Regions from separate parts of the Homo sapiens genome. Here region 2 is linked to region 1. The links are chromatin loops, found by intact Hi-C in ENCODE. Cell type or tissue: heart left ventricle. All regions are shown on one strand. Links, peaks and the distances in the headings refer to the core of each region. The heading gives the core; the rest is flanking DNA.

What was found. A loop is a pair of places that touch in the nucleus more often than their neighbours do. Peaks named below come from ENCODE experiments on the same cell type or tissue, not always from the same donor. Only the 100,000 strongest peaks of a DNase experiment are listed, where the experiment ranks them.
Region 2: a loop joins it to region 1, with 1.9 times the contacts of the local background. A loop is called at or near these places in 7 of 110 quality-filtered maps.

The regions. Positions count from the first base shown.
Region 1 is chr3:167,806,618-167,822,259 of GRCh38, reverse strand. It overlaps SERPINI1 (serpin family I member 1), which reads right to left. Exons shown (of 9, transcript NM_001122752.2): 6 at 14,919-15,016. Among named protein-coding and RNA genes, the nearest start is that of SERPINI1, 79 kb to the right of the region's middle. RefSeq lists a silencer at 5,954-6,153. In heart left ventricle, for the core only: no CTCF peak of the experiment used is centred there; no DNase peak of the experiment used is centred there; H3K27ac peaks cover 2,936 bases.
Region 2 is chr3:167,747,754-167,763,395 of GRCh38, reverse strand. All of the region lies in intron 1 of SERPINI1 (serpin family I member 1), which reads right to left. Among named protein-coding and RNA genes, the nearest start is that of SERPINI1, 20 kb to the right of the region's middle. RefSeq lists an enhancer at 12,788-12,907. In heart left ventricle, for the core only: no CTCF peak of the experiment used is centred there; no DNase peak of the experiment used is centred there.

The DNA of each region.
Region 1 (15,642 bases), core at 2,454-10,453:
GACAGAATTTTAAATTTAAATGAGGTCATTAGGGTGGGTCCTAATCCAATATGACTAGCGTTCTTATAAGGAGAGGAAATTTGGACACAGACAGGTACAGAGGGAAGGCCCTGTGTAATGGTTAATTAACTCTACGTGTCAGCGTGGCTGAGCCATGGTGCTCAGATATTTAGTCAAACTGTCTGGATGTTTCTATAACAGTGCTTTTAGACGAGATTGACATTGGTAGACTTTGAGTAAAGCAGATTACCTTCACAATGTGGGTAGGCCTCATCCAATCAGCTGAGGGCTTTAATAAAACAAAGACTGGCCCTTCCCAAGCAAGGAGGAATTCTGCCAGCAGGCTGCCTTTGGGTTGCAATTTTTTTCCAGGTCTCTACCTGAAGATTTTGAGCATCCAAAGCCTCCATAATGATGAGCCAATTCCTTAAAATTTTTCTCTCTTCAGAAATATGTATATAATGACTAATTATGTATGTATATATGTTTGTATATTTACACATACATATGTTACAGGATCCTTGGGGTGTCGCTTCATCAGCTGGAAACCTCTGTTGCCAGTGGTGCCTTTGCCTGAGTTTTGCCTAGGCCTGCTGGGTTCATTGTGCCCACTCGGCCTGGCAGGCTGCACTTGGCTTGTGCTACCAGCCCGGATCCCACACTTGCCAAGGGCGAGCCAGGTGTGGAGTGGTGAGAGGCATGTGAGTGAGCGAGCATGGGGTCTGTCTGCTGCACACAGTCAGGCACTCTGGCTACTGTGGGGCAGGCAGCTCCAGGCACTGGCATGGATGCTGGCTCACTGCTAGGCTGCAGCTGGACCAGAAGTACCACAAGCAGCTTCCACTGCTGGCACCAGGAAATGTGGTGGCGTTTGGAAGCTTGGAGACACCGGGAACCGCAGAGCTTCAAAGCGGGTGTCACAGCCCTGGCTCGGGAGCTACTAGGTCTGGGCTCCCTGAAGGGCCACGGCACTTCTCTTCTCTCTTCTCTCCTTCTTGCTGCCTACAACACGGCGAGCAAGGGGCATGTTTCAGCCCTATTTGTGTTACAGCTCTTTCAGTCCTGCCATTTGGTGGGTCCCAGGTTCTTGTCTCACATCCAGGAAGAATGAGGCATGTAGACAAGTGGAGGGTGAGCAAGGCAAAGAGGTGCTTTATAGAGTGACAGAACAGCTCAGAGAACTGCAGTGGGTAGCTCCTCTCTGCAGGCGGGTTGTCCCAACGAGTGTCCAACTCTTAGCAGAGAGGAGACCCACAGTGGGTAGCTCCTCTCTGCAGGCAGGTCATCCTGTCATCTGCTCAAGTCTGACTGAGTTTGGGGGTTTTTATAGGCTTCAGAGGGGAGGAAGTATGTGCTGATTGATCCATGGGTGGCCACAGGTGGCGCGGAAAAAGCACCGTAAGTTCTCATTCTGGTCCACAGAACTGGCAGCCTGGACCCCAGGCCTCAGGTCATCCCTGGCCTGAAGGTGGGGTTTCACTGGGGACCCTCCCCTTTCCACCCAGGAGCCTGTCTGCCTCCTGCCACCATTGGCCTGCCCTCCACAGTACCCATGGCATCCAGGCTGTCCGTGCTGAGCGGCGCCTGCAGGCCTGCACTGAGCTGCCTTTAGCCCCCTCTTGGCCTCCCTCCCATGCTCATCAGTGCCCAAAGTCTGGAGGGGGCCCAGTCGGCAGGGGGTTGATGTGTCAGCACTGCCCCAGGCATGTGCACACCCGGCCAGCTCATGACAGCACCTGGACTGGGCCACAACTTTGCTCAGAAATCAGAGTGGTCTCCGGGATCAGGGAGAGGCCAGGCAGTAGGAGCAGGCACTTCTGAGCCTGCAGTGGGCAGGGGCTTCCTGGGCCTGGAGAGTGCAGAGATGCCCAGGTCCACAGCAGCTGTGCCCAGGTTGGCTGGGCTCCCGCCTCTCCAACTCAGAAGGGGGCAGGCTTCCACTTCTTCCCAGCTCCTGCTGGCTCCATGGAGCATGAAGCCCTGGCTGCTCCTCCCTCCCTTGCTGTAGCCGGGGTCATGGGAGCGGCCACTCCAGACAGGCCACCACTGCCATCATGTAAATATGACTAATATACCACGTGAAGATAGAGGGGACAGACGGCCATCTACACACCAAGAAGGGAGGCCTCAGAAGAAACCAACTTGCTGACACTTTTATTTCAGACTTACAGCCTCTAGAGCTGTGAGAAAATAAATTTCTGTTTTTTAAGCCACTCAGCCTGTTACTTGTTACAGCAGCCCTAGCAAACCATAAAATGGCATTCAATCTTGGGGTTTCAACTTTTCCCTAAGAAAGAAACAAAACAAACAAAAGATGCCTCAAATACATTTTTCGAAAGAGCACAGGAGAGTAAGAAAAAGAATTACTCAAATTTATAACCCCTCTTTCAATTCCAGGAGATCTAATTCAGATTTCAGATAAATAACTTTGTTGCTGATGTCCAGCATCATTAAAAGCACAATTGATTTCCCATTAGGTTGCTTAGTTAGACTTTGTAAGTATCAAGTTCTACCCACAAAATACATTTTCCTTCAAGCTTTGAAAAGCACATAATTATCTTGTACATATAAGGAAGGATTTTCAACATTTTGGTACATCTGTTACAGAGGACCTGATTACTTTGAATAAGCCCCAAGACAACTAACAATGGCATCTCTGAATATACTTTTAATGGGAATATTACTTCCTCAGATCTTATTTGGTATTAAGATATAAGTAGTGCATTATTAAATAGTCCATTTCACATATTATGATGTTTTCTTCTAGAATGTATTTGTTGACTAGAAGAAAAATAAAAAAGCAATCAAGTTTTCACATTTAGTAATAAAGTATAATTAGCTCCCTCAAATCCAAAAGAGTAGTGTTTTTTTTAAGAAAAATTTAAATTGTGTTAAGTAACCGAATATATTTAGTTGGTAAAATCAGCACATAAATTTCAAGACAGTAGCTGGGCGCAGTGGCTCATGCCTATTATCCCAGCACTCAGGGAAGCTGAGGCAGGAGGATCACTTGAGCCCAGAAACTCAAGACCAGCTTAGACAATATAGTGAGACTTCATCTCTATGTAAAATAAAATAATACTAATTTTAATTTTAAAATAGTAATAATAAAAAAGAAAACATTTAAAAAATAAATTTTAAGACAGTAAAATATATTAACTAGCAGCTATTTGATGCTGTATTATTTTCAGATTCTGCTGCCCATTTTCATCAGTCTGTGAGTTAAGCATCAAGAGCCAATATCATGACCTTGAATACAAAGGTGCTAGAACCCAGTTCCTACAGGGTAATGAGTATCCACATTGTCAGCTAAGCCCTTCTGAAGAATTCTAAAAGGGGTTCTCCTCAAAGACACCACATAATATTCCAACTACATCAATTTGCACATAGGAAATTGCCTCCAATAGCTATGAGGCTTGACCAGCTGGCTGCAGTAGGCACTTTGAAACAAGAAAAATCATCCCTTTATTACTAGCCTGTGTCCCAAATGTTGTAATATCCTCTAGTCACCTACTTTATTGCCTGTTCGCACTTGCCCCACCAAAATGATGGTGGTGGTAGTTGTGGCAGGGATATTGCAAGGTACTTACGGCAGAAAGAGAAAGAAAACAAAGATGCTAAGGGTTATTCTCAGAGAGCTAGTTATTTAAAAGATAATGAACTGGACAAACTTTTAAACAAAATTCATTAAAAAAAAGAAGAGATTGTCCAAATAAACAATATTAAGAGCAAAAAAAGAACATACCCAAGAATATGGAAAATAATTTTTTATCACAAAAAATACTATGTATAATTTTCTGCAGTAAATGTTAATTAACTTTATGAGATTATAAGTTATTTACTATGAATATCTATTATACATGATTTGATAAGTTTTGATAGATATACATATATCTGTGAACCTTTCTCCACAAATAAAATACAAAATATTTGGCCGGGCGCGGTGGCTCACACCTGTAATCCCAGCACTTTGGGAGGCTAAGGTGGGCAGATAACCTGAGGTCAGGAGTTCGAGACCAGGGTGGCCAACATGGTGAAACCCCGTCTCTACTAAAAATACAAAAAAATTAGCCAGGCGTGATGGCGTGTGCCTGTGATCCCAGCTGCTAGGGAGGCTGAGACAGGAGAATCTCTTGAACCCGAGAGGCAGAGGTTGCGGTGAGCCGAGAACATGCCATTGCACTCCAGTCTGGGTGACAAGAGTGAAACTCCATCTCAAAAACAAACAAACAAACAAACAACCAAAATATTTCCATCTATCCTAAAAAAGTATTTGTTCTTTTTTATGCGAATAATTTTGAAAATGAAGAGATTTACCATGAGCTAGACTCTTTTATAGAAATGTGTAAATTATAAAATTTGGCCGGGCGCGGTGGCTCACGCCTGTAATCCCAGCACTTTGGGAGGCCGAGGTGGGCAGATTACAAGGTCAGGAGATCGGGACCACCCTGGCTAACACGGTGAAACCCCGTCTCTACTAAAAATACAAAAAAAATTAGCCAGGCGTGGTGGTGGGCGCCTGTAGTCCCAGCTACTCGGGAGGCTGAGGCAGGAGAATGGCGTGAACCCAGGAGGCAGAGCTTGCAGTGAGCCGAGATCCGGCCACTGCACTCGAGCCTGGGCGACAGTGCATGACTCTGTCTCAAAAAAATAAAAATAAATAAATAAATAAATAAAAATAAAATTGAGTCAAGGAAAAAAATAGAATATTTGAATAATCCAGTAACCATTAAAGTAATTGAATCAGTATACAAAAACTTTCTCCATCCTTGAAATTAAAGACTCCAAGCCTAGATGGTTTTCTAGGTGATTTTAACCAAATCTTCAAGGAACAGATAGGATTGCCTGTTGTAAAACCGTTCTAGACATTAGAAAGAGAATAAAAGCTATCAAACTCATCTGTGGATATTTTACTTTGCTGTAAAAAATGAAAAAAACCCAACAATATAAGAAAGAAAATCATAGACCAAGCTCACCTATTAGCGTGAAGATAAAATTCCTTAGAAATCAGAAAATTAAACTTAGCAACATATACAAATCATCTTTTTGAATGAATTTCAATGGATGTTACAGTGTGTCATGACTCAGCAGTAGAGAAATGCTCTCCTGACTGCCTCCAGTTCACCTTAAAGCTTCCTCCGGGATGATCTTATCAAAATACAAATCAAATTATGCCACTACTCCACTTAAAACATTTTATCCCCTCTCCTGCTTGCTCTCCCTCTCACCTCACCTTCAGTATATTGCAAACCTCCATACCTGCTCAGTATAAACTATAAGGACCTCCATCAGGCTGCCTTTGCTTCCTTCCATTAGCATTCTTTGCCCCATATGCCGTGCTTCAAATTATATGAACTGAAACAGCCTCAACATAGCACGCTTTGTCATTTCTGTATCTTTGTTTCCCTAGAAGCTCCCTCAACTTTTGTTGTATAGTAAGACACCTAATCTAGTTTAGAAGCTCAGCATCTAGCTCTGTGAGGCTTTTTCTGCTCTCCTCTAATTCCTAAATCACTAAAGTAGATCTGATCACTCTCCTATTGAACCCAGAAACTAATTCTATTGAAGCCTTTCTAATATGTCATATTTGCACTGATGCTTCCCTCTTCCTGGACAGTCTACTTCCTTAAGGCAAGGATTGTGTCATTTTTCTTAGTAACCTTGTCTTCTGGCATATAGCAGGGTCTAAAGAATGAGCTAACCCTAGTAGAGGGAGTTTCCTGGTAATGTTCAATTTTCCAGTCTTTAACCCAGTATACTGTCATAGACAGGATTTCAGTAATTGTTGAACGAAAGTGGTTAACTATTTCATATTATAAGACTTTGGGTATATAAAGTCTTTCAGTGTCATCTGATGTGCACTATGACCACAACTCTGTTCATAATTATGGTTATAAAGTTTATTCTTGTAATAGGCCGGGCATTGTGGCTCATGCCTGTAGTCCCAGCACTACGGGAGGCTGAGGCAGGCTGATCGCTTGGGGCTGATCGCTTGAGCCCAGGAGTCGGATACCAGCTTGGGCAACATGGCAAAACCCCATCTGTACAAAAAATTACAAAAACTAGCTGGGCGTGGTAGTCCCAGCTACTCAGGAGGCTGAGGTGGGAGGATCACCTGAGCTCAAGAAGGTTGAGGTTGCAGTGAGCCAAGATCGCACCACTGCACTCCAGCCTGGACACAGGGTGAGACCCTGTCTCAAAAACAAATTCTTTTTAAGTTTATTCTTGTAATAAATAAAACATAAGACAATAATCTAAAGTAGACGTTCCAAGAAAATTGACAACAGCAGCAGAGAGGGAAAAAGTGCAAAGGCCACATACGTGCTAAAAGACTTCAAAATCTGATTGAGTAAAAGAGTAAGGAGAATGGGATCCAGCAGACTAGTGCTATTGCATTTATTTCAAAGACAGCAAAGATTGAATGCAACGTTTGGATTCCCATATCATGATTAACTGCTACATGAGGGATAGCAAATGTCTACACCTGTAAATGAGACCTTAAGACAATCAGCCTTCAGAAAAACACCATCCCATTGGATACATAAGTAGAAGAAAATGGACAAATAAGAAGGCCGGGCATAGTGGCTCACACCTGTAATCCCAGCACTTTGGGAGGCTGAGGCAGGCAGATCACTTGAGGTTAGGAGTTCAAGAGCAGCCTGGCCCACATGGTGAAACCCCGTCTCTACTAAAAGTACAAGAATTAGCCTGGTGTGGTGGCATGCACCTGTAATAGCAGCTACTCAGGAGGCTAAGGCCAGAGAATTGCTCGAACCCAGGAGGCAGAGGTTGCAGTGAGCCAAGATTGTGCCACTGCACTCCAGCCTGAGTGACAGAGTGAGACTCCATCTCACAAAAAAGAAAAAAAAAGAAAAAAAAAGAAAAAGAAATCACATCACAGGTACTAAGGGGAAAAAAAGAAAATGAAGCCTTTTTTTCTTGAGACAAACTTCAAGCAGTCTCATTAAAATAAAATATAACCAGAAAGTGGTCTAAGCAAGCATGTGTCTGCAGCCACAAAATCTTAGAAGTAGATCAGGTCATGCAGAGAAACAGGCGATGTCATGCAGTAGACAATCAAGACCATCTTTCCTGCTAGGCCATACACTCTTCAAGGCCTGGACTTTGCCTGTTCTACTTATCTTATGCACAACACCTTGCACACTGCCGGGTACCAGGTATGCACTCAGATATTTGATAAATTGAATCAGAATGCAAAGGGGTATGAAGGAGACTTACACTGATGAGCTTGTCTTGTTGGTTAGAGAAAAGTTAGCTATTCTCTCAAACAATCAAGCAAAGGCAAATAGTTTTTTGTTTTTAAATCTGCTGGCACCAAGCAGCCTTTTCCTTCTGGCCACAGCAGACAGTGCTGCCAAATGACTGGTCCTACTTTCCTCCAGGCAGCATGAGGCCAGGATTTTTACAATGGATGAGATGGGAACAGGGCCAGTAAACCCTAGGTTCCCCCAGAGAAGAACTGGGCAATAATTCAAGCTCTTCTGAAAAAAGCAGGGCAAGACTACAAAGGCATTCATTCAGTCACTTAGTAAATATTTCTTCAGTACCCACTACATATGCGGTATTGTGCAGGGCACCAAAGGCTCTAAGTATCTGAGATTAACATCATGCTTGCAGGATAGCCATCATGCAAGTGTAGGCCACTACTTCCTCTGTGGCACTGTTCCTAAATTCAGCCAATTTAAATAGATTTCTGCGTCATGAACGGCATGCTTAAAATAACAAAATGACGAGAGTATTATAACAGAACCCTAGCATACCAAAAGTGTCTCTGTGCTTTAGTTGCCAAAATATTTTTAGCTTCAGCCCCACCCATGAAATTTATAAAAGTTCCTAGAATTTGAGTTCTCTTACGATAGGAATAATGTTTCTTTGTTTGCTTTTCTGGATAGATTTTTTACAAAACCAGCAAACATTCATTTATTGGTTCATTCATTCATTCATTCATGTGCTGAGCACCTACTATGAGCCAGATGCACCAGGTATACTATGATGAACTAAATAGTTCCTTCCTAATGAGAGGAAAGCAGACATCAAATAAAAGAACAATAAAAAAGTGAATCAATAAATGACTACAATTTCAGGGTATAGTAAGTATAACTAAGCTAACAAGATAAGGTGATATGTTGGTTAGTGACTGGGGCAGCGAAGAGGAGCTATTTGACACAGGTTATTCAGAAAGGTGGGTCTCAGAGGGCAAATCTTAGCTGAGAATGAAGGAATACAAAGGAGCCAGCCACTGGAAGAAATAAAGGGAGAGTATTTCAGATGGAAGGAAAAGCTAGTGCAGAGGCAGATACAAACTGGGCATGCTTAAGGACCCAAAGAAGGGGCTGTGTGGCTGCAGTGGGGAGGGCAGGAAGTATGAGAGAAGTCCCCATGCTTGTAGCCAGGTGGGGTACAGTGAAATTTACTCACAACACTCACCCACTCGGTATCTACCCTGTCCCCCACCACAAATTCTCTTCTGTGTTCTGGGGACAGAAAGATGTCTATGCTTTTGAATAGCTCTGAGCTCAGAGACAAGTATGTAAACAAATAGTCTAGGAGAAAATGAAACGTGCTAACAGAGGTGTGTGCAAAGTGCTACCAGATTCCACATAAGGAAAAGTAAACCATTTAGGAAGGAAGAGGAATGTCAGGTCAAACGTCTCTGATGTGTCGACCTTTCAACTTGCTCTTAAACAATTAGTAAGAGTGAAAAGTCAGAGAAGGCAAGATGGACATTCCAAGCAGAAGATTCCATTTGTAAAGTGAGAGAAACTTTACATCCCCAGTGGGGATCTCTTGAAGGTCCAGCTGGAGCCTGAGCTATGAGGAGGTTGGGGAGTAGGAGAGGACATAATTTTAAGAGCTTTGACGATGATGCTAGAGAGCCTGGATTTGTCCAGAAGTAATGGGACACAATGCTTTGATTTTAGAAGATAGCTGTGGCAGCTGCTGTGCAGGGTGAATCAGATAAGCAAACAGCTGGGGGCAGGAAGATGAACTTTGTTAGCTGTTGCAGTAATCCAGGCAAGAAAGTAGAAGAATTGGAATTATGGCAATGAGAGAAATAGAGCCTTGTAGTTTACAGGCGCAAGAAGAAAGAGAACAAACAAGGGCAGAGGGTAAGAGTAGGTCCAGCATAAATCAACAGCACTTGAGTCTGACCTGAATATGGCTTTTGGTGTGTCTTCTTAATTCCTTTATTTTATTGGCTCCTTTATTAAAGCTTGTACTTGATGCTGAAGGATTTAGTACTCTCTTTCTCCTTCCCCTTACACCTTCCAAGAGGATTATCTATTAATCCAAATGCTGACAGTCATCCATTTCCATTACAAAAATAGACCTTCTCTATAACAGGATCCTCGCTGCAAGTAGATGAGCATTTTAAATAGAGCCTGAGAAGAAAATGATTCTCAGCACTTTCTATAATCCATGTTTATTGTATGAGCCTTTACTGTGTTTTATGTTAATGGAATTTACCAACAAAAGCAATGGATATCAAATTGAAATAAAAAATAAATGTAATAAATATCGAGCATCTCATTTTATTCATTTCTTCATTCAGTAGGTCCTAAGCAGAAAGCACAGTGCTGGGCACTATAGGAAACATGTGTAAGAATCAATCTTGGAGGGTTTAAATTCTGGCAGGGAATATTAGACACATAAATAACAATAATATGAGATAAAAAGATATATGTGCCATAAAGAAAGGCACAAGGTATCAGGAATTTAAGAAGGAACGATTACTTCTGGTTGGTGTAGTCATGATGCCTTGATGAAATTGGGGATATTAAAGCTGAGGTTCAGTGCAGGAGATTTTTCTTGTGGAAGAGACTTCACAAAGGCAGAGAGCTGGGGACAGGTGAGACACAGAGTGAGTATTTAGTTTGGCTGGGCAGGAGTTGTGTATATGGAATCAACCAGAGTGAAGCCTGGTCTCAATGCCCTGCTGAGCAGCGGATGGGGCACAGGTGACTGAAGGCTGGCTTTGAACAGGAACTGGAATGATCTAAGAGTAAGTTTTTAAGGCGATTAATCTTGGCAGTGGCAGATAAAATAGATTAGATTGGAGAGAGATTGGAAACTGTTTAGAAGGCTATTGAAATAGTCTACAACAGCAGTAATGAGAGTCTCAAATAAGAGTGGATGCCATGGAATAAAAAATGAAAGAGTGGACTTGAGAGGTCTTAGCAAAAGATCTCAAGTCACTCCGTTTTTCTAGAAGCAAGAGAAAGCAAAGCAGGTTTTATTTTTCCCCACTGCTAAATCACATATGCTATTTTTGAAGAAAGATACAATTTTATCACATAATTTAAGAAAGTAACAATATAATGATAGTACTGAATTATTCTCTGGGTGATTTCAAATTTGCTAATTAATTCTATTATTAATGACTTTTTCTTAAATAAGAAACAAGGTCTCATTATGTTACCCAGGGTGGTTTTGAACTCCTGGACTGTCCTGTGTAGGCCTCTCAAAGTGCTGGAATTACAGGCATGAGTCACTGCGCCTGGCCTATTAATGGTATTTTTTAAAAGTTTTTTCTAATTTTTAAGTAACAATTTTAATTAAAAAAGCAATACATATACAAGGTAAAATTCCAAACACTACAGAGCAGTATATGAAATGAAAACTCCTCTTTCATCTAAAGCCTCTGTCCCGTGTTCCAGAGGCAACTGCCGTTATCACTTTCTAAGATATTGTTCAAATATTTTCTAGCCATTTAAAAGCCTATATACATACATATATTGTTCTATGTCTTTTCATTTCTCTTCTTTTTCTTTTTTTTTTTAGCCATTTCATATGCTTGACTCCTCTGTCTTTTGACCTAATATGTTCCCATTCTGTCTTTTAATTTTTTTTTCTTCTCTGTTTCCACATGCTTTCTCCAGTATAGGATTTCTCAGCCTTTTCACTATTGACAATTTTGGCTGGATAATCCTTTGTTGTGGAGGAGCTCTCCTGGGCATTGCAGATGTTAGGAAGAATTCCTGGCCTCTTTGCCCAGATCCAAAATCTGGGCAAAGAAAAAATCTTCTGGAAAGAATTCAGCATTCTAGATGCCAATAAAAACACTGATGTTTCATGGAAGGAGATCAAAATAGCAACATTAACAGGGGTCTGGAAGAAGTTGATTCTGACTTTTATAACTGACAGTTTCAAAATTTCATTGTAGGAAGTAACTGTGGATGTGGTAGAAACAGCAAGAGAACTTGAATTAGAAGTGAACCCTGAAAATGTGACTAGATTGCTGCTATCTCATGATCAAATTTAAATGGATGAGGAGTTGCTTCATAGGGATGAACAAAGAAAGTGGTTTCTTGAGATGAGATCTACTCCTGGTGAAGATGCTGCGAACAACGTTGAAATGACAACAAAGGACTTAAACTATGACAGAAACTTAGTTGATAAAGCAGTGGTAGGGTTTGAAAGGACTGACTCCAATTTTGAAAGAAGTTGTACTGTGGGTAAACAGCATTGCATGATACAGAGAAATTGTTCATGGAAAGAAGAGTACATGGATGCAGCAAACTTCATTGTTGTCTTATTTTAAGAAATTGCCACAGCCACTCCATCCTTCAGCAACCACCACCCTGGTCTATTAGAAACCATCAATATCAAGGCAAGATTCTCCACCAACAAAAAGCTTATGACTCACTGATGGCTCAGATGATCATTAGCATTTTTCAGCAATAAAGTATTTCTACATTAAGGTATATGCTTTACTTTTTCAGACATAATGTCTTTGTACCTTTAATAGACTATGGTATAGTGTAAATATAACTTTTATATGCACTGGGAAACAAAAAATTCATGTGACTCATTTTATTGGAATATTCACTTTAGTGCAGTGGTATAGAGCCAAACCTGTAATATATTGAGGTAAGCCTTTATATATCCTAAACACCATGAGATTCTCATTAAAGTAGAAACAAAATGCATGCAAATAATTTTCCTGGGTATTTATGGGGGTTATGAAGAGTTATAGACATTAATCATCAAGGTTATGTTATTTGGAGAGGAAAAAACTAGACATATGAAAATGATACCAACCTTACAAAGCAGAGCATATGGTGCTCAAATAAATGATGAAGAGATAAATGCTATTAATTTAGAGGAAAAAAAGGGGCAAGTTTTATAATTAAAACAATAATTTTTGAATGAATGATTCATAAATTAATGTGTGTGTGCATGGCATGGGGAATGTAAGGATATATTGGTTAGGGTGGATGGCATACTGGAGCTGCTTAGACTCTGGCAAAACTAATAATGTAATAATCAAAGAATTCCCACTGAAAGACTGGGAAGTTTGCTTTAGATCTTTTATCAAGTGATCTTGAAAACCTGAATGGGGTGGTATTTGAGAATGGCAAATCCAGGATTTTTTTACTTATGTTTAAGGGGGCAAATAGTCCTTAGACTGTATGTAATGTGGGGCCAAATAAACCTCTTGTCTTCTTCCCCTCATCTTTTTTACCCTTCAGTGAACATTCACTGTGTGTCAACTATATGTCAGTTTTTTACAAGGTACCAGGAATACAACTGTGAGTAGGACACAGAGAAGGATTCAATTCCCACGGAAGTTTTGATCAAACAAACAGATACTTTGCATATAGAATGTATTAATTCTCTGGAAGATTCTAGTGTTATTTCCAATCTCTAAACCATCTGTTATCATAATGCATATTTATGGTCTATTGTCTCTGTCTCTGCAAAGGCAATTAAATATTACCTTATAAACCTTCCAAATATGTTAGAAATTATAAGCTACACTGACCACAATAATTGATTTCCCACTGCAGTGCTACTCCGTCAGGACTGAGAGGCAGCAGGTAGTCTATTTGTTTGAAATAACTTCCTAGATGTTTGGGTGAGACAGTGAGGAATTACTAATCAAACTGAAAATAGAGCCACGTTAAGAAAGTACAATGTAATTATCCAATTGGAATTTGGCCAGTATGGTAAGACAGATTTCTCTCAATTCCTAAAGAAGAGAGAATGACAATGTTAAATTATGCTAAGCTTCAGCCATGAATATATTTCTGACTCAGGTACAGATACCACATTATATTTTGAATCTCTACCAGTCCTACATTCTTGATAACCCCATTGAAGAGTTCAGAGCCCTAGAAGCTTGGATATAAGCCATGAAAACATTTACTCAGGGAAAGCTCATTTCTCTTATGTGGACAGGAACATTTATATAGTAGACATTTAGAAAAGCTCTATTAGTGTTTAGGGCTGTAAGCTCTCTGAACGAGGGGTAGAAGTTGTACCAAATACATTAGTATCAACTCATTGCTAGAAGCTGAGTGCTGTTTAGAAAACAACACGTTCAATCCTAAATCTGGGAGGACAAAGGCTTTTTTCATCACAGACACACTGAGAATTTCTCGAAAGCTATTAATACGAGCCCCCCAAACTGTTTCTCTCTCACACACACCTACATGTATATGTGCAGATGCATTGTGTGCACATATTTATATGCAATTTCAAGGGTTGGAGGGCATCAGCTTCTCTGAATTCAGTCTATGGGCCCTCACACTCCAGGTTTAGAAGCTATAGTTTGGTCAGCTTGATTCTCTATAGGCTGCTGCTTCAGGCTAAGAAAACTAAATTCTCTCCTTTAACACAGGAACTGCTAAGGAATCTATCATCTCAGTGCTATTTGGAAATTTGGGTTAAATAATTTGCATATAAAGAGGCCTTACATGTTGAGTTTCTTTTATCTTAATATATATCTATCTTTATCTCATCAGAAAACAGATTGTATTTTTATTTTCTCTCTTCTAAGGAAATGATAAAAATAATCCTTATATAACTTATTTACTCAGTCTTAAGTTCATTGTTGCCTTTTTGTGATGGCAAATTTCTTGGGGTTAGCTACTTAAAAATACTTCCAAAGTATTTTACAAATTATAAATGCTTTAACATGGCTAATATTTTGTGATTTTTTTTTTTACTCTGAAAAAAATAGGGTATTTGAATCAAATAATTCAATTGGATTTTTTTCTTGGGATATTTAAAATAAATTACTAGACACCCCAATGTGCCAGGTATACTTTGAAGTTACTTCTTTAAAACCACTATTTATTTATTTATTTATTTATTTATTATCATTACTATTTTTTGAGACAGAGTTTCGCTGTTGTTGCCCAGGCTGGAGTACAATGGTGCAATCTCGGCTCACTTCAACCTCTGCCTCCTGGGTTCAAACAATTCTCCTGCCTCAGCCTCCCGAGTAGCTAGGATTACAGGCACCCACCACCATGTGTGGCTAATTTTTTGTATTTTTAGTAGAGATGGGGTTTCACTCTGTTGACCAGGTTGGTCTCAAACTCCTGACCTCAGGTGATCCCCCCACCTCAGCCTCCCAAAGTACTAGGATTACAGGCATGAGCCACTATGCCCAGCCCACTGTTTATTTATTTTTTTATTAAAGAATTAGAACATGTTTATACCATCTCACTGGGTATTCTTTATTCTTTTAAAAAGGATCTTTGGTCTAGCTCTCACAGCAGTCACTCATTTATCCTCCCTTCTTTCTTTCTTACATGATTTACTACAATGGGACATATTGAGATAGTCAATCAACACATTTATTGATTACCTATTCTACAAGGCATTATGTCAGATGGGATGGGGAATCCAAAGATGTTTAAGACAGGTCTTCCGGAGAATATAATCTATTGTCAAAGATATGATACGAACTAGATAATATAAACTTAATGTTAAGACTATATCTATAGTTTTGCTTGTAGAGGTTAAATGTATTTCATGCTAGATTTATTTGGCAAGTGGTAACTATATTTTACCCCAGAACTCCATAGTAAATAGAGGATTTAATATCATCATTTAATAAAGCTCTTATGGAATAACATTTTTAAAAATTTGTGTTTATTTCTTACCAGAGAGGCCTGTCAAATTTGCATCTTTGATGAAAATTTCAGTTATTCCAAGAGCCTTCAAAACATCTTTTAAATCAATTTCCTGTTCCACTGTGAACCTGGAGAACACATAGGGAGAAAAATATTTAGTTAGAGCATCTTGTTACCTGGAACAAGAACAAAGTGTTAGATATGTGGATATTTAAAGTCTGCTTTATGGAGAGTAAATTATGCTAAAACTGGCTTTTGACTGCAATTAGCATTTGATTGAACATGGAAAAATAGGTGGCATCAAAGAGATTGACATAACAAAATAGAATTTAAACACATAAGTAGGAAAATATATGATATAGACACAAAACCATAATATATGGTACAACAAATGAGTTTTGAGATCAAGTATCATTACCATATGATTACTTAGTATCATAGTATTGAGTAAAACTTGTAAATGAGTAGCTTTCAAAATCCTTTGACCTAGTAGTAATATATTTTATTTTTTTTTTTAAGCTGGAGATGACTAATCATACATTTACCTCGGTTATTTCATTCTCTTCTTAGTATCCTGGTCAATTTATGTTACTTTCCCTCTGCCACTGTGCAACTCCCACCCACATCAATGCCATGGACAAGGTTAAATTAGACCCAAATTCTATTTTGCAATAAATACATTTAGCATTTCAGCTCCCTACAACTCAGAGAAAGCAAAAATAAAATGCACTACATTAAAAATGTATCTTTATGG
Region 2 (15,642 bases), core at 3,434-11,433, 60 kb after region 1:
CACACACACACACACATACACACACACACACACACACAAAACTGTGGTTGAAATATGACAGTGGTGGCATGAGAGGAATGGGAAACGAGGAAATAATTGAGCAATAATTACAAGCCAGACCACTTATTCCTTTGCAATCTACTAGCTGTGATTTTTATCTTTTTTTTCTAGCATTATTGCCTAACATCAATTTGCTCCCTAGACTGCAAGCTCCATGAGGAACAGAAACCACATCCGACCCACTTAGGACTACCAGGACCTAGCCCACTGCTTGGCCCAAGTCTGCACTCAATGTTTGCTGAATGAATGATTTAGGTATATTTTCCCTACTTACACATGAGCCAACTGAGACCTGGGGACTTTGGGTAGATTACCTAAAATGACACAGCTGAAAAATAGTAAGCAGAGAATCAATCAGGTCTGGCTCCAAAGTCCAGACCCCTTCCTTCCCAACATCCCCTCCTTGAATTGAATGTCACCGGGCATTCAATTTGTTCGTAAAGGAGGCTTCTATCTACTTTGCCTGTTAAACATTCAAGTCTTCAAAAACCTCTGTAAGGAATTTTATTTAGAAAATAAGTCATGTAGAATATTAGAATGTGATAAATATCCTGGAAAAAAAAAACCTCAGTGAAAGGGGATAAGAAAGTAAGGAGGTGAGAGGGAGTATCGCAATTTTAAATAAAAAGATTAGGAAGCTTCACTGAATAGGTGATTTTTGAACAAAGGTTTCAAGGAGGAAGGTGAAGAAGCTAAACTCTGGATATCTAGGGTCAGAAGCCAGGGATTAGCAAGTGCAAATGCTGAGGAATGAGTCTGGTTAATCCACAGATCAGCAAGAAGCCAATACAGGTGGAATGGGGAGGCTGAGGTGGAGAGTGAAACTGAAAGCCTCATTAGACTGAGTTAAGGAAGAATGGGGAACAAAAATTTAGAAACTGAGCAAAGAAAACTCTTGAAGAACAGTAGCTGGGTGGAGAAGGGAGTAGTCAAGAAAGAGTTTTCTTCGTTTTCTAGTTTGTTTAAGACAGGAGAAAAAACAGCACGTTTGTTTCCTAGGGGTAATGATCTAGGGGAGGGGGAAGTTGATTATTTGGAGGAGAAGGGCACTGCAGGAGTGGTATCATGAGGAGAGGAGAGGGAATGAAGTCTAGAACACAAGCAGAGGCATTGACCTTATAGAGAAGCACCGACAACGTATCTATAGAAACAGGAGAAAAGGTAAAGTACATGGGTACAGATGCTTTTGGGTGGAAACAAGTGGTAGTGAGTGTGGAAGTTTTCTGAAGGTTTCCCTTTTCTCTGTGAAATAGGACATGGGGTCCTTCATCGAGACCAAGGGTGGAAGGAGGTGCTGGAGAACCTGTCTTAAGAACGTTTTTCATGGCATTCTACTTATAGGGAAAGTACCATACTAGGTATTTCTGCTTAAACATATGGAAATATCTTAAGCACAGACTCCTGCCAAGGTAGTATTACTCATCTTTGCTTAGAATTAGTTTGGAAAATAAATTGTACAAGTAATGAATTTTGAAAAATAAATAGAGATTGAAAACCTTCTCCTCTGTTCCCATTTGTGTTGCAAATTTATTCTCCCCAAGTTATTTCATGTTCTGAATGTCACTGAGAAATTTGGTAGATTGCTGAGCTGCACCCCAGAAGTGAGTTTCTAACTATAATTTAATTAGAAGGGTCATAACTACGTTTTACCATATGGGGCTGCCAGATGTAATCAATGCAATATAAGTTTGAAGAAGACATTATTGAGTGTATTGAAGCACATTTTATAAGCAATGAAAGCTATCATTTATGCAACAGAAATTACTCTAATGTCTTATGGAATTAGGACATGAGTAGACTATACAATGGTTGGAGGGTGGGTTAAGGTAGAATGAGCCTACACAAGTCAGATAATAAAGGTATTACTCACTAGTCCTCCACCCCACCACATCAATCAAATCTTTAAGGCAAACATGGCTTAAAGTTTTTATGCTACTACATTTGATGATACAATTAGAAATTGTTACAATTGGGAATTTAGTTTTATTAACAGAGAATCTGGGCAAAGGCATCAGCCATTAAATAGAGGCCCATAAAGTTTTTAACCTGGGGACAATGAATAGTTTAACAAACTAAAATTTCTATCACCAAACTTTTCATCTTTTTATTTGGGTTCTTCAAGCCTCAAAGCTGTTGCAACCCAGTGGCTAGTCTTGCAATGGATACACTTATAAAAACACCTGCAATCCCAAATGTATTAAGTCTATTGTTCGAAAGTCTGAAGGCAGGCTTGGGGCAAAAGATCACACGTGAGTAAACCATATGAGGCACTGTTTTCTCCCTCTCTAGGTTAGGTTAAAGGTTCTTATATAAGCAAAGAGTTCATTTGTTCTAAGGAACAGCTGTTGTACTAGTGTTAAATCTTGTTCAAATACAGATGCATAAATTCCGCATGTCACCAAAACAATGACACAAGCTCAAGATCCAAAACTACCCACCCTGCAGAAAATAATCATTTGGTTTAACTCTGCCTGAACTTGCCTTTACACTGTTATTTTCAGAACTGTGTGATGAATTGATCTTAAATGTTAATGCCTTACATCTCCCTTGTTGAACTTATCCTCTTTGTAGGCTAATCTGAACACGTTTGAAACCAATGAAGGAAAGGACAAGTTCAGGTAATCTGAATTGCGTAATCTTTGGCCAGATTAGATAAATCCAGAGAGATGTTCCACTTAAACAACCCATAGCGTTTAAACAGGTTAAGTGCTGTAACACAGTTAAGACACACACACACACACACACACACACACACACACACACACACACACACAATTTGGAGCCAGGCTTCCAGAACTGAGGAAATTCTTGTCACCAGCTCACCAATTAAAGCTGAGGCTGCATGTTCAACCCAGAGACATAGTATCAGAGGATTGGAGGTTATATGTATTCTCTGATCAGATGCCTTATGCTGCTGCCCTGGTGCCAGAACAGCATATGATCTCACAGTTCCCAAGCCAGTCAGGAATATATATATATATATATATTTGAAATTAGTTATCCAGCTGGCAGCAGGCACTTCTTTTACCAGAACCATTGCAACTATGGTAACATCTAGTTGATAACCCAGAGGAATTGATGAGACATCATAACTAATTTAAGTTTGCCAGAAGCAGAATTTTAAGCACCATTCCTACTTAGAATGATATTCCTAATTCCTTTCACCTGGCCAACTTTTAATCTTCTTTCAAAGCTCATCTCATTGAAGATGACCCCCAACAAGTCATATCTATTTTCATATATGTACACGTGTTCAAAGGTATGATGAGAAACAGGATATTTGTATAACCTTAAAGTATCCAACCACATGACACTTTTTCACAGATTGGAAACTAAGGACACGTGGCATATATACATACGTACATACATATATGCAGTGTCTTGACTACAGAAATGTCTGTCTCTTGGAATGCTACAGAAATACCTGTCAGAATATGAATAAAAACAAAACTGGATTAAGAGTGAGAAAACTTGGACTTCTATCTACTCACTAATCTGTGTTATTTATGGCTTTTTTTTACTTTAGCTGGAACTCAGTCTCATTCATTACTTCATTTATTTTTATTTTAGTTTCAGGGAGTACATGTGGAGGTTACATGGACATATTGTGTGATGCTGAGTTTTTGGCTTCTAGTGAAAATATCACCCAAATAGTGAACATTGTATCCAACAGGTAGCTTTTCAACACTCACCCCCTTTCACCTTCCCCAGTTTTGGAGTCCCCAGTGTCTATTATTTCCATCTTTATATCCATGTGCACCCAGTGTTTAGCTCTGACTTATAAGTGAGAATATTTGGTATCTGATTTTTTGAGTTATTTTAATTAGGATAATATTAGGCCTCTGGCTACATCCATGTTGCTACGAAGTATATGATTTCATTCTTTTTTATGGCTGCATAGTACTGCATGGCGCATATATATATATATATATATACCACATTTTCTTTATCCAATGTTGATGGACACTTAGGTTCATTCCATGACTTTGCTATTATGAATAGTGCTGTGATAAACATATGAGTAAGGTGTCTTTTTGATAAAATGATTTATTTTCCTTTGGGTAGTAAAAAAAAATCTGTAGTCAGATTGTGGGTAAAATGATAGTTCTATTTTTAGGTCTTTGAGAAATCTCTGGAACTCAAAGTCTATAAAATGGGAACAATATGCCTTCTCTGTCTTTGTAAAGTAGTTATGAGAATGAAATAGTAAAGCCCAGCAGTTTCTGTAGAGAGGAAAATGGAATCTAACAGAACACCTGGCTCTATAATGAGTGGCCTTGGGCAAGTCACTGAAACAACTGGAATCTATTTCCTGTGTCTAATGTGGATCATAAAAACATCTGTATCTCTTAAGCTTCTTTTATAAAGAGCCACTCAAATATAAGAGAGTGTTATAACCTTTGTATTTATTTTTAAAACATTTTAAATTTTAATTTTGAAATAAATTTAGACTTACAAAGAAGTTGAAAAAAAGTAGAGTTCCCATATATCCTTCATTCAGTTTCTCTAAATGTTAATATCTCACTTATAGCTAATGCATAATCATCAAAACCAGGAAATTAACACTGATACAATGTTATTGAGTAATCTATAGACCTCGTTTAAATTTTTTCAATAATGATCTTTTTCTGACCCTGGATTTTATCTAGGATCCCATATTGCATTGAGTTGCCACATGTCCTTAGTCTCCTCCAATCTGTGAAAAAGTGTCATGTGGTTGGATACTTTAAGGTTATACAAATATCCTGTTACTCATCATATCTTTGAACACTAATTTTAATCTGTTAATGATTATCTGCAACAATGATTAATGCCATATTTGACACACTGTGATTTTTCTATTTCCATCATTCTTTCTACATTCATCAATTGGAATTCTACTATAAGAAATAGCTGTCCCTTTGCTCCCATTTACTTATGTATCGAAATTATTTTTTGTGTCAGTAGAGACTCATAGGTATTTATTTTATTCTACGGGCTATAATACATTGCTATCATTACTTATTTTTCAAATTGTCCCAGATTTGTTATGGACTTTTTAGATGGTCCAACTCACATAGATCAATGTCTTGTTAAAAATCAATCCATCCAAAGAAATACCTCTTTAAAAATGTAGCTTGATTAAAATGTAAGCTTAGACAAGAAAAAATGTGTGGGGTATCAGGGGACACAGGGCACCGGATCCACACACCTGCAGGTCCAGAATGAAGACAAAAGACTTAGAAAGATACGGAGACATTCAAAATATGAATCCGTGTAAAGGAATTAATATTACTTCCTGTCTGTTGCATAGGGATTTGTGTTACATAAATCAGAATGCTGAATACCCCTGACATTTATACTCTGGCTGGAGATTTGGTTTTCTGACAATTGTCAAGAAGAACATTTAGGAACATTTATATTTTTCTTTATTTTTTGAGATGGAGTCTCACTTTGTTGCCCCAGCTGGAGTGTAGTGGCGTGATCTCGGCTCACTGCAATCTCCGCCTCCTGGGTTCAAGTGATTCTTCTGCCTCAGCCTCCCGAGTAGCTGGGATTACAGGCGCAGGCCACCAAGCTCAGCTAATTTTTGTATTTGTATTAGAGATGGGATTTTGCCATGTTAGTCAGGCTGGTCTCAAACCCCTGAACTCAAGTGATCTGCCTGCCTCAACCTCCCGAAGTGCTAGGATTATAGGCATGAGCCACCACACCCAGCCACAGTTAGGAACATTTATATCCCTGGTTCATTTGAATATACAGAGGCCAACACGGAGTATGATTACAAGTTCAATGACTATATCTAATAGTGTAATATATATTTTGTGTGTGTGTGTGTGTGTGTGAGAGAGAGAGAGATCTCACTAATTGAGGCTCCTTTAAAAACGAGAATACTTTTTGAAAACAGGTAACATTAACGTTCATTATGATTTGTATAACAGAAATTCCTATGTAACACCAAGGAGATCATATTAATTCCTTTACTCATGTTTGTTTATAAAATCATTTATTAATTCATCATGCAAATTCGTATTTTCAGTGTTTAATACATCCCAAGCACTGCACAAACACCACGGATATAAGCAACCATTATACACTGCCTTCAGTGACCTTGCAGTTTAGTGTGAGGTCCTTTCAAAAGCTGGTCTTAGAAAAAGCTCTAGGCTTCATCAGTAAAACAGGAGGGTTGGTCTTTGATCTTTCAGATTCCTTCCAGCACTAAAGTCATTTGATACTGTGATTAACTAACTTGATTATTTAAAGGTTGCTGTTCAATGTGCCTTTCCCTAAAAATATCCTAATCAGTAATAGATGCACTTTTCTCTCTTTAATAAATCCTTTGTAGCTGTTTTATTACTCACTGAATTTCACAGAATTGATTCCCTACAGGCAGAAAACCTCATTTACATAGAGTCACTAAGTCTATTTTTTACATGGTGGCTTAGACTTGTGACATAACGAAGAGTCAGCTGAGACGCAGAATACATTATTTATAAAGTCTGAAGCAGAAAGTTGGTTGCATATTGTAGATACTTAGATGTTCTGGTCTTCTTTGGATTAATGGAAATCAAATAGCTAATCTAAATAACTGCAGTGGTGGACTAGAAATTGCTTTTATGGCATGACTGCCATAGTCATTACAAGGGGCATATGCTTATATATATTTTTCAAAAAAAAAGATGACTTATCTTTTAACTAATGGCTAGACATGTTTATTTGGAAGTTTAATTACAAAAGCAATTTTAGGGCTGGGTGTTGCGGCTTATGCCTGTAATTCCAGCACTTTGGGAGGCTGAGGTGGGTGGATCACTTGAGTAGGGGAGTTCAAGACCAGCCTGAGTAACATGGTGAAACTCTATCTCTACTAAAAAACAAAAACAAAAACAAAAACAAAGATGAATGTGGTGGTGCATGCCTGTAGTCCCAGCTACTTGGGAGGCTGAGATGGGAGGATGACCTGAGCCTGGGAGGTCAAGGCTGCAGTGAGCTGAGATCACACCACTGTACTCTAGCCTGGGCAAGCAGAGTGAGACATTGTCTCAAAAAATGTGGGGGTTGGGTCAGGATGGTGGGAGAAATTGTAAAATTATGGGAAATAAACACAAAACTTCTTGGAAGGCCTGGGGGTTTACATAGCTTCAGTAAAGTGTTTGACTGAAAGCAGCTGAATTATCTTAAAAGCATAGGGCATGGATACCTAGGAATGTAGAGGAGTTTATCTAAATAACTTGTTTACTCATGTGGTCCTAAAACTAACCTTTGATCATTCGTGGGCAGGATGGCTCTCTGGGGTTGGGGGCAGGGGTCAGGGGGTGGGGAGAGTGACCAGGTTAATTAGCCTCTAGTGGTGCTGACTCAAAGCCTTTGTCATTTAATGTGTGCTGAATAAATGTCGGAGGAGCCAGCTAGTCAGGGTCATGGCTGCTACATCTCTTTCAGTCAGCGGCCTGGTCCCCTAGCCAACTCTTTCACTGAATATCAGTGTCTGAGTACGTTATTCATCCGTCATGCAGCTGGGGTCTGCAGGACGGACCACAGCCAAAAAAAAAAAAAAAAAAAAATCAGCAACACCTACTTGTTTTAATAGCTAATAATATAGGCTTTAGGTTTACAAAGCTAAACTATTTCAGTAGTACCAGAATCTGAGAGATTACAGAAGAAAGTGAAAAACAAATGAAAACAAAGACATTTTTAAAAGACTATGCCATAATACCAAGGTCACATTTTACATTTATTGTAATTTCAAGTATGAACAGTCAGTGATTTTGATCTTCATTTTACAAGGTTCCAGTACCAACCACAGCCTTCTTATGGTTTCCTCTCTCTGAATTGCTTAACCTAAAATAACAAATATTTTTACAAAGTATAGCTCTATCTTAATGGGCCCTTTTGAAGTACTATAAGACCATCATCTATTTCCTTGAAACAAGAACTTATTTTTACCAGTAAGTTCCTTTTAAAATATTGAATCTACCAGTATCCTTGGTCACTTGCCTACTCCAAATCAGGAGTGAATGTGCACTGCTGGTGAAATCTGAAATGACTTTAAAAGGAGGTCCATTTGGAGTGATCGTGATAATGCCATGTGCTTTCTTTCAGAGTTTCTTAATTAGGAAGTGCTTCCAAACTACCATCCTGAAATAGGTCATGGATTAATATGCATGATTCTTTCCCATACAGCTAAACTTAAAAAAATGTAGTTGTGGAGTTATATCTTAATGCTTACAATGAGAGCTATGGCCCAGTAACCTGGTAGGATTGTTGAAAGACTGGAATAAAAGTCAAGAAGGAATGGGATTTGTTGAATGAATGTTTTGATCAGACAGCAGAACAGTTCATTGAGCTGCATGAGGCTGCAGGAAGGAGCTATCAAAGATATCTGTGAACAGCAGGAAAGAAAGAAAGAAGGAAGAGGAGGCCAACTAGGTGGTCAGTTAATAGGGAATGAAAAAGTGCTAGCAGGGATCCAAGAAGCAAGCACCTACTCAGGGTTGGGTAGGACATGGACAAAAATAGCTTGAACCTGAACTCCATGGTGGACACGCAGACCAGCAAAGATTGAGAACTCCTGAAGTGGAAGAAAATGAAAGGATTTACCTGGATGAATCTGGAAATCCTATAGTGTGGCAGTTCTGCTATAACCAAATAATGCAGTTGTATTCAATCAACTTCCCTTCTGGATTATACCTCTAACAGAAGTTTTTCTTCTAGTGGATTTATCTGATTAGTGACACTTCCAGTATGTTCCAAGGACGTGAAAATTCAGATTTTGCACTGTGGATTTCCTTATGGCCAAGTCATAAACATTAATGTTATTCTTTGTTGACATTTAGAATATTCAAATTTGAACAGTGTACATATACTAAAGAAAGCACAGATAATAGAATCTGTAAATTATGAAAATGTATGTGCCACAGAAGTAGGACACTTAAAGTTGCTTATTTTTGTTGTATACAATCAAAATGCTTGTAAACATTTTACAATTATAGATCAATGGAGGGCTTTAAGAGACACTTTCATCTATTCCAGTTGCTGAAGATGCATCTCTGTAGCCCAGGGTCTAGCTGTGTGTAATGTGTGGTTCAATTGGTTGGTGAATTTTCACTTCCCCTATTTCTGGGATTTGTGACAGCCTGTGGTGATTCTGACCTTTATTCCTTTATCCCTCCTGGATTTCATGCCTAATTAACCAGTATAAAAATGAATACAGAGCTCACAAATTCTTAAACTGGATAAAACAAAGGTAAATGTGGCATAACTGCATCTCTTCCAACCAGTTACTGGGAGTATAAATATTTCCCTTGAAAAAGCAGCTTGAAGTAAGGTTAATACATGATTTTGGAGAATAAGAAATCTACTCCTCTCCCCCTTTTAAAAAACATTAAGGGCTAGCAAATGCCTTTAAAATTGAATCCAAGGTAATATATCCAGAGAGACACTCTATCAAGCACACATTCTGATATTTCTTACCAGAAGAGAGACAGTAGCATCACTATATAATTATTTCACAGTTCCTTTTTTAATATACATTCTTTAGCCTAACAACACTGATAGTCTTCTGATATACAGTTCTCCTTTATTAGCTATTATTCTTGTGACATTGGTTCTAGGCAAGATTTAGACATATTTTCCTTAATCTTTGCTTTAGCACACCTGAGGAATATGATATATTCTTCATGAAAAATAGCCAGTCTGTAGTAGGCACTGGACATGAAGTATAAGTTTAGGTAGTTTGAAAAAAGGCCACAGGGGTAAGTTTAAGATACCCACCTCACTGCTCCCCACCCCCAATCTTCATAGGGTCCCAAGGCCTCTGAGAATCACTCTTGTAAAAAATGTGAGAATTATGTTTTGAAAAACCCACTAGGGTTTCTGGCATTATTGAGTACCTGCTATACATTAGATGCTTCCTATATTTTCTTTATTTACCACCCTTATAGTTTCATGAGAAAGGAACTTTGTGAAAGAGGAAACAGTTCATTTACTCAACAAATATTTATTGAACATCCCTAATTATCAAGCACTTTTCTGGGCACTGGGAATAGAGCAGTGCCCTCTACACAAAATAGACAAAATAACTGCTTTGAGAAAGCTTACAATCTAGGGGCTCAGAAAAGTCACCCAAAACAAAGATGGGATTTGAAACCATACCACATTTCCAAAAGCCCCTCACATCCTCCTCTGAACATCTGGCTTTCCTCAAGCATCGACATCCAATATAGACTATACTTTTCATTTCAAGCAGAGAGCATCCACTGTGTACTGGGCCCTGGACATGGAGGTGAAAGCAGCAGACAAGGGCTCTGCCTTCACAGAGCTTACATTAAACGAACACACATGCATTAAAGCACCTAGTTGAAAACTGTGTTAAGTGCAATGAATAAAAAGTAATAGTGTGTCACATAAAAGAATAACAGGGACCTATTTTAGATTAAGGAGAGAATCAGGGAAGGCCTCTCTAAGCAAGTGTTATTTAAGTTGAGACATGAGGATAAATAAGAGTTAAGGAGGGAAGCAGTATTCCAGACAGAGGGAATAATATGAAGGCCTGATGGCAGAAAAGAGCTCTGTGATTAAAGAACTGAAATAATACAATGAACAAAGGAAAAGAAGAGGCTGGCTTATGAGGTAGGGGCTAGGTTATCTAGGCCCTTGTAAGCAGCAAGGATGTTGCATTTTCTCCTAAACACAGTATAATTTATAAAGTTATACAGGAGAGAGTATGGGGAGTCTCAAGCAGAAGCTGAAGAAGAAATTGGGTGGTTATTGTAACAATCCAGGTGAGAGAAGATAGTTGACTATGGGGGTTGCAATGAAGATAGAAAAGGGATAGTTAGATTATGGATAGACTTATTTAAAAAATAAATTGGACAAGACAGAGGTAACAGTAAGGAAGGGCGAGTCAGGATTACTCCCAGGTTTAAACTCAGCCAGCTGGGTAGGTAGGTGGAGCTGTCCTTCATTAAGATGGAGAAGGCTGGAACAAAAGCAGAGAGGGGTGAGATAGGGGATCATGAATTTTGCTTTGGATAGGTAAATCTGAGGTGCCCATGAGACATCCACTTGGAGAGTTAAGAAAGTAGTTAGATAAATAAGGTCAGAGTTCAGAGTGTAGGTCTGGGTTAGAGATACATTTAGGAGTTATGAGCACATTTGGATTAGAGTTTTTGGGGAGTGTGGAGAAGAGGTGCCCTATGGCCAAGCTCTGGGAAACCCAAACACATGCAAGACTTAGGAGGATGAAGAGAGAAAATGACCTTCCTTGAGAGCTCAGGGTCTGGCAGAAAGCAGGAACACAATGCATGTTTATTACTAATCTCAAAACAAACCTGTATTTCAGTTTCTCTTGAAAAACATTTTCCCCATTTGGCATAACTATTGTATTAGGTTGAACCATATAAATTACCTTTTTTTGGTAGGTCAAAAATAGTCAAATGTTGGCAATTTCACAAAGTTTAATTTCATACAACACAATTTGAAACAAAATCCATTTATATTGTGGGACAGTATACAGTTTTAAAATGTCACTTCACACATGAAGGAGAATCACTAATATTGGAGGCTTTATTATCGTACATGAAAAAGATACTAGATACCGTACTGGAAAAGATATTAGAACAAATCATACATAACGCTGCATATGATGTACCAATTAGTTTCATCCTGACAGTTGAGTTGACAGCCTGAAAATGCCATTGACAACCCATCACCATTTGTGTCGATAACCTCAACACTATTCTCTGATAAATCTATATATTTAGCGGAGTAATTTAACACATCTCAAATTTTTCATCTGGCTTAAGAAAAATCTCTTATTTCCTATTCCTTTCCATGTGGAGAAAACATTTAAAGGAAGTTAACAGATACGGTTGACTGCTTAATAATTTAATCTTTGCTTATAGAGACTAAGCTTTGAAAAACTATTCTGATACAGTTTGACTTACTTTGTGTAATTACAGGGCTACCTCATTTTATCAAGTAGACATATTCCAAAAACTATGTTAATAATTCAATAGCATATTTTAAATTTACCAAGGTGCTCATGATTGAAAGTTCTGACAAACTCAGAAGTCTGCAGTTTCTTAGCAGATAATATAAATGTGTGAATTGGTCCAGTATAATGGAGAATAGAGGAGTCTGCGGTAACTGAAGAGGATATTCCTTACCTAAAGAAAATCTTTTTTTTCCTAACATAATAAACTCTGCAAAACATAATTTAGCTGGCAGGAGGTGAGACAGAAAGATTTCAGTCTGTCAAACTGCCAGTTTGAAATGCCTAATTTAAAGTAAGCTTGCCGTGGATTTTCTATTCTTTTTTTAATATTATCATGAAACATTCTCTAGTTTTTGTCTGAAGTTAGAGTTTTTATATATTGATTTTATTATTTTTATAGGGTTTAGATATGTAATTGCAGCTGTCTAATTTTTTAAGAATGCAAGAGAATTCATAGTTGAAGAATGCAAGGTACAATATACAAATACTGTGAAGTAAATATGGACAATTCCATAGAAATACACAAAGTATTCTGGTTACTTCTGAGATCATAATTATATTGCAGAACTATGTTTTGGCTGGAAACAAATGCAAACTAGGTACTGTGTGGTGATACCTGAAATAACCTATATGATTTTCTATGCCCCACTTTCCTCATCTATGAAATGAGAATTATGATAGTACTTGTCTCATACGATTGTCATAAAAATTAAGGGTGATAATGTATGGATGTAAAGATATTAGTGCTTAGGTCACAGTAAAAAGTTCAGTCTCAGAAACAGTGAAGCAGTTCTGGATTTCCTTCTAGACAACACCCACTGCCTCCTGTAAACCTTTCACTTTCTCTTCACATACTAATAATAGCCTTCACATGATACACAAATAAGCATCACGAACACGTGATGGCAAACCCATTGCTCCATGTTGCCTTTTCTATTTCATTAATTTCTATGTGCAGTCATCTTGTTCTTACTTTCCCAAGCTACACTGCATGGCTGAAAAAATATTTCTCATAGAGCTTGCTAAATTCAACCTGGGAAGAAGATATGTTACATAATGTGTAATTAATCATTTCATATGCACATTTCTGAAACAGACATTTCAGTGCTGTCATTTTAGATATTTGGGTAACATATACATGTAGTGACATCCAGAAAAAAAAGCAAAGCTTTGGTTTCTTTAATTTCTCTGAAAATAAGTCATCCCGGCTGGGTGTTTTATCAATAGCTGTGAATTTACTTTTTAAGCACCGAAATTTATTTTTATTTTACCCATTTGCATGAAACTTTAACAAAATATATAATTCACTTAGTTTTTCCAGAAAAGTGGAAATGTAACAATTAATCCTCTTTCTTATGCCTGAAGGTCATTTTTTAAAACTTTCTGGCTCTGTCCTTCATTCACCCAGCCAGTATCTACTGAGCACTACATACTGCCCCACAGCTTATGTCTCTGCACTTCTCTGAGGTCAAGACATGAACCCTTCCGGCACCTATGCTTTCTTAGTTTCTTAGCTTTTTTCCCCTCTCATCTTTTGTTTATATTGAGTCACTGTTAATTTGTCTAAACATATAAACAGCATTCAATAGTAAATTAAACAGTTTATTAACAGTAAACAGGTTCTGCATAAAGGCTAATGGATAAATAAGGTGAATTTCACAGCAAGGAATTTGGCTGGGTTTGTAAGCTTATTTCCTGCATTCTAAGGTGTGTTACAGTGGAAATTCTGGATCCTTTTAATAAATGAGATATTCCTGTTAAAGTTTCTCATTTATAAGTCATTCTAAAAAGAAGAAAAGAGAACACTACTTAAAATATCAGTTGGTGCACTATTAGATTTAAAGTGAGACTGGGTTTATGGTTTTAAGTCATCAGCCTTATAGTCACAATTGTCTTGTATAAAGATAGCAATTACTGTACTGTAGCTTGTCATGTATGGTTAATGGTCCTCAGTGATGGATTATTCATGCCAGGCAGCTAGCTGAACATTATGTTTTAATGATGGTAAAAAGCATAGATGTCTTCATATGTTTTGTGGATGTTGAGAAGGAGTCAAACCAAAAAATAAAATGTTCCCATTAGGGTAAGGTAAGACATAAAAGGAACATTGTATGAGAGTAAACTAGAGCAAAAAAACACAAACAAAAATTTAAGACACAGAAGAGAGGAAATGAGATTCAGTATTTTAATGAAAGTTGACTTCCTTAATCATAAAAGCAAGGGGATAATTTCAAAATAGTGATATATCAATATCTCAGTGAGTAATTTTTAATAACATGAAGCAAACTGAATGTACATAAATATAATCCTTGTAAAGATTTAAATGCTTTACGTTTTCAGCTCATTTACAACGGTTACATTTTGAATTATTACAATTATTCTTTCTTTTCCTGCTGCTTGACTCAAAACTTACTCCTCTTCATCAGTTTCTCCCGTATCCCAAACTAGTGGTAACAAACCCAAATGCCTACAGAGGCCAGGGAGGCTGGGAAAATGACCAAAAAGAGCTCAGTGTAAGACAACAGAGCATGGTACTCATTGTGGAGAACTGGTATTTAGATACAGTTAACACACACACACACACACACACACACACACACACACACACAGAGTAACACACTCTGTCTTACCTGTGTGCTGACTGCTGACCTATTTTGTAATCCCTGAGCTAATTCAGGGACAAAACTAGTTGATTTCATACTCAAATTCCCTCAAATCCGCATCATCAATGCTACCACCTCTGAGACGTTGTCATCTCCATTTCTTCCAAAGTCCATTTTTATCCCTTCCTTATTTTTAATGTTGCATGACTATTTACTTTTTCCCTCTTGAATCAAGATCTGGCACCAAAGGCCATGTTTACAGTTCTTTTTCAGACTGGTTTAGCGACGTTAGTTCTATGTGACTGACATAAATAGGCTCATGGCTATTCAGTCTTCACTATGCATTACACCTTTATCAATATAAATTACCTTCCTTGACCTTAAAGGTTTTGCCTCGAATTCTGCCTTGTCTTATACAAATATAGCTGCCTTACATTTTAAAACTTATTTTTGTCTATTTATTGCTTCATCATCCTTTTACTTTAAACTAGTATTCTTTTGCTTAACTTCCTGTCTTTTAAATATTAAATAGTTTGACTTTTTTTTTCTATCCAGTATGATGGATTTTGTGTTTCACTAATGGACTAAAGCTGTTGATAACTGCAATATATTTGTTTAGTATTTGTCATTCTATCTTAAAGTTCTAGTTTTTTCTTTTTGTTTTGATCACACTTTTTTGTTCCTAAGTATTATATTTTCTGAGTGAAAAATAAGATATAAAGAAGTATTAAGATAAGCTGATATTTCCGCCTCCTTTATTTTTATCTGCTTAAAGTTGCTTAGGCTTTTTCCTTGCCTTCATTTTGAAATTAAAAAAAAAACAACAAAACACAAAAAAACTTTAACAAAGTGTGGGTAGGTCTTAGTTTCTCTTCACTAATTTTTCATGGTGTTCTGTGAGGCCAAGTGATGTAGAATGAATTTTTTATTCTACATTACTTTTTATCTGCTAGTCTGGGTTCCTCATAATTCTATCTTCCATAACTCCTATTTTTAAAAGTTTTA